2 separate regions of the Homo sapiens genome follow, and region 1 is linked to region 2. Evidence: read pairs that join two places in POLR2A ChIA-PET (ENCODE). Cell type or tissue: A673. All regions are shown on one strand.

What was found. Peaks named below come from ENCODE experiments on the same cell type or tissue, not always from the same donor. Only the 100,000 strongest peaks of a DNase experiment are listed, where the experiment ranks them.
Region 1: POLR2A ChIA-PET joins it to region 2 with 11 read pairs; 2 of 35 experiments call an interaction of 5 or more read pairs at or near these places.

The regions. Positions count from the first base shown.
Region 1 is chr10:109,449,448-109,451,947 of GRCh38, forward strand. No RefSeq gene overlaps it. Among named protein-coding and RNA genes, the nearest start is that of XPNPEP1, 470 kb to the right of the region's middle. In A673, a CTCF peak has its summit at 2,186 (motif pointing right); a DNase peak (open chromatin) is centred at 1,504.
Region 2 is chr10:109,507,832-109,510,331 of GRCh38, forward strand. No RefSeq gene overlaps it. Among named protein-coding and RNA genes, the nearest start is that of XPNPEP1, 410 kb to the right of the region's middle. In A673, no CTCF peak of the experiment used is centred here; no DNase peak of the experiment used is centred here.

The DNA of each region.
Region 1 (2,500 bases), 58 kb before region 2:
TTAAAAGTGACTGGATTTACACACAGAAGTTTGGGTGATTTTTCCTCTTCTCTCATAATGTTCAATCTCTGAATCAAATGTCCTTTTCAAATACATGCATTAGTTTCCTAGGACTGTTGTAACAAATTATCACAAACTTTGTGGCTTAAAATAAGATAAATTTATTCAGTCCCAGTTCTGGAGGCTAGAAATCCAAAATCATGGCCCAGGCCATGCTCCCTCTGAATGCTCTAAGAAGGAGTCCATCCTACATCTTCCTAGCTTCTAGTGGATGCCAGCAATCTTTGGTGTTCCTTGGCTTACAGCTGCACCACCCAACATCTTGATTACATTTGCAAAGACCCTGTTTCCAATGAAGGTCTCATTCACAGGTTTCAGGCAGACATGAATTTTTGGGAGATACTCTCTAATAGTACAATATTTTAGAGCTTTCTTCCTTTTGTTGAGACAAAGATCAAATATGTGTTATAAGGGACTGGCCTATATTTCTTTGGAATCCAAATATGGCTTTTGTTATATCACCTAGCATAAGGTTCAGTACATACTGGCATTTATTAAACACTTGATGAATGACAGAGTAAAGGAAAATACCAGGTATGGGAGGAAAATGTAATAATTAAAAACAGATAAATGAATAAATCATTCTATATGAAGCTAATTTTAAAATCTACAAGAACAGAGACAATTTCTATAACCTCCTCATGATCAATTTTAATATCATCATCATGTATTAAAGAATCTGACAAAATCACACCTGTCTATCCTCCTCATAGATGTTACAAAAAGGCTGCTTCCTAAATAGAACCATAACAAAAATACTACTACTACTAATAAGCCCTGAACATGAGCTGAAAACCCTTTAACTCAAGGTCAGAGTAACACTGAGCAAAGCTATACAATACAGAAAGAATGTCATTGATTTCATTGGTAGATGCTCTTTATGTTTTGAAAAGATAGGTGCATAAATATAGGCACAAAGTAGGTTAGCAAACCAAGTAGTTTAGGAGCGTTGAGTAGGTTGGGAAGATAAGTAACTATGTAGGCAAATATATATATATATATATATACACATACATACATATAGGTTAGATAAGTAGAATAATTAGGTAAGTAGATAAAATTTAACTGTGGACCTATTTGCATTTTCCAGAACTCTCAGACAACAATATCCTGAGAAAAATACAACAACAGAAAGGGCTACAGTGGGACAGATTGAGGAGTGGGGATCTGAGTACAGGTTAAATTATTAGAAGGCAAAAGGGAGGACACCAGTAACTGTATACTAACAGTCCATAAATTGAAAGCAATTAAAATAGCATGCCCCTGAAATGCACCTACCACAGGGTGCATTCCAGTTCTGCATTCTCCAAATCCTTAATTACCCTTCACTGGATGGGAACTTTGATCCCTTATAAATTGCCTTAGCCCCCAGGGAACTGGAGATCCAGCTCTTGGGAGCCCTCTTGTCAGTGGAGCAGCCCCATTGTTTGGGAACAGAGCTCAGCAACAAAGAGAGAAAAGGGCAGACATCAATCAAGTCAAATGACAAGCTCCTCAAAGGGTCTGAGTGACCTCATTTTTGCCTAGTGAAATCCTATTAAGAGGCTTTCAGGAAGCTCACAGTTTAATTCAACAGTAATTACCTTTGTACAGTGAATAACAATCCTAATTTATTAACTGTATATAAATAGTATATGACTTAATTTTTAATAAACACAGCCCGCCTCAGGTGCCAGTGAGGAACATGGGCATATATTCATAGAAGTTCCTGTTCTGCTTGAGCAAAGCAAAAGAGAAAAGTAATTCAAAGCAGGTCAAGATATTACTTTTGCAGTCAATAAAAAGTTATGAGCATGCTCAGATGCCGTTCAAAACATTCCAAGATATGTCCTGGCTTCCTTGAGCCACCCACAGTTCAACAGCAGACAACAGAGAAATACAATAAGATGAAGGCATATATCAGAAATAAAATATGTATCAATAAGAATGTGTTCACCACAAGTTAACTTTGAAAAAGCTTATTAAAAAGGGCTTAAATAATAAAGTTATATTTTGTTTACTTAATAAGGAATTTGAAAAAAGTAACTCAGTGCAACAGCTCAATAACATCTCAAAAATCCAAGTTCTTTGTGTCCATTCGTTCTGCCATCCTCATTCTTACATCTGTGCCTTTATCATCACAAGAGGGCAGCCACCGCTCCAAGCACATTCAAGGCAAAAGACTGCTTCCTAATAAGAAATATAAATAAAACCATCTATGAGCCTAAGTAAATGTCTCTAGTTTTATGGTCCAGTAAAGGAATTATCCTTTTTGGAGTGCTGAGTAGGTTGGGAAGATAAGTAACTATGTAGGTGAATATATACATACATATAGGTTACATAAGTAGAATAATTAGGTAGATAGATAACATTTAACTGTGGACCTATTTGCATTTTCCAAACCTCTCAGGAATTATCCTTTTCTGAACCATAAGACTAGAGAAATTTGCTTAGGTTCATT
Region 2 (2,500 bases):
GTCTAGTGTGAGTAACAAATTACTACAAATTAAGCAGCTTCAAGCAACACTCATGTATATGTCCTAGTGTCTGACTCAGGTGTCCAAGCATAGCTGGGCCCTCTGCTGAGGGTCTCATAAAGCTGCACCCAGGTGTTCACCATAGCAGGATTCTCATCAGACCCTTTACTGGGGAGGATCTTACTTCCAAGATCTCCTAAATGGTTGATAGAATTCACTTCCTTGAGGCTGTAGAATCCATGTAAGTTTGCTTCTTCAAAGTCAGAAGCAGATAGAGAAGGAAGGAGGAAGACAGAAAGAATCTGCTAAAACAATAGAACCATTCAACTGGCCACAATCACAGGAGTAACATCCCATCACTTTTGCCATATTCCATTAGTTGGTTGCAAGTCATAGGCCATGCCCATACCCAACAGGAGGTGAGGATGAAGAGGGGCCACCTGAGGGTGTGACCTAACAATCTCCCTCCAAGGGTCAAATTGTGCCCCTGGGCACTGACCCTCACTAACAAAAAAGTCTCAGAGTTTGTGATGATCTTTGACATTTGTGACTTCTACAAGATTCCACGATCTCTCCTGAAATTTGGTAGCCAGTCCCACTTTACTCACCAGATCCACCACAACATATTTGGGGCTAAGCAGTGATAGCAGATGCTTACAAGTAAAGAAACTCATTACAGGAGTACTTATGGGCCTGGCCTCAAGCGGACCAAGTCTGAGCTGCATTCAGCCCCAGCTAGAGTCCACTTCTGCTCTTTCCATAGCATAGTCATTACTTGGGTCAATACAGAGCTTTCTTTTGCTTCCATCTGATGTGCCTCTGTAGAACAAACTGGTTTAAAAATTTGGGTCCATGATGGTAATTCTTTATCTGAGATGAAAGATGCAAAATTATCAAATGCAAAGAGCATGAGAGTGAAACTTATGCTTCTTCTATAGCAGGATGTCTTATCCAAAATAAGTTTCACTTCAGCCCCAGAATCATTGCTTCTGTTAAGTTGTCAGGAACAAGTCTAGCTGGAAAAAGGATGACAAGGAGGAGCAGGAGGAGGAGGAAGAACAAGAATTAGGCTCATCACAGATATATATAAGGAGCATAGATGGGCAAAGAGAAAGGAGGAGTGGTTCTTGGAGACCCGCTGTTGACTTCCCAGGAAAGCTCTCAGACTATGGCCATGCAGGTAGATACCAAGCTCACTTACCTTCAGTTGTACTCACTCAAATCTTTCCTAAGTTACCCTGATCAGACAGCTTGCAGCCAGATCATGAGGTACATGTAGGACATGGCATGAAGTTTTAGTTTCATTCTGAACCAAGGAAAGCCACTGAGGAATTCTGAGCTGCAGAAAGTCACTTTGACTGATTTATGGAAAGTGGATTGAAGGGGAATAATTGAGGAAGCATTTTGGAAACCAGTGAGGAGGCCATAGCCATTGTTCCCATGAGAGCTCCCAGCCAGAACTGTGGGGAGACACTTTAGATGTAGCCATGGGACATAGGTGACTCAGACTGCTAGTCGCCAGGGCAGGCTATACCAGAAGTAGAGACACTCCCCAGACTTCATGAATGGATCCCTCTTCCTCCTGATTAGCTTTAGGCAATATTTCTTCTGTGAAAATAATTTCTGGAGAATGATTTTCCTTCTTCAAACACACAAAGATGTGTGAAAAAGCAAAACTAGATATATTAATGGCTCAAAATAATAAGAGAGGAGTTAAAAAAAAAACTTTACACTATAAAAACAGTTTCCTAAAGTTAAAGACAAAAATGCCATTTGGGTTTCACAAATATGTTTTGGATCATGTAAATCATATTAACAATTAAAATTAAAGAATGAGATCTTTCATTAAGGAAGCTACATACAATGTTCAGCTGCAGATTTTATGTCTTCTCAAGCTGTAGGCAGCCATCACCTCAAACTATTTTCTGTTCTCTCCTAGATTACATGTGAGAAGGATTAGCCAGGTCAAAGTCTTGGTAAAGTAAAAGTGTAGGAAGAGGAGCCATCTCCTGAGCCTGATGCATGTCTTTTGTTGGAATATTAGGCTGCAGTAGTTTAACGGCACATATTAGGGACCATATTATCTTCTTTTTTCTTATTGTTAGAAAATTGGTAGGTGCCCATGTATGGGAAATTATGTTTCTAAGTTGTTGTTGTTTTTTTAACTCTAGTACTGCTGTAAGATTCTGCACAACTTTTTTTTCTTTTAACTTTTATTTTAGGTTCAGGGGTACATGCACAGCTTTGTTATATAGGTGAATTGTTGTCATGGAGGTTTGGTGTAAAGATCACCCAGGTACTAAGCATAGTACCTGACAGGTAGTTTTACTGATTCTCTCCCTCCTGCCACCCGCCACCCTCATGTCGGCCCCTGTGTCTATTGTTCTTTTCTTTGTGTCCATATGTTCTCATTATATTGCTCCCATTTATAAGTGAGAGCATGTGGTATTTGGTTTTGTGTTCCTATGTTAGTTTGCTTAGGATAGCGGTCTCCAGCTCC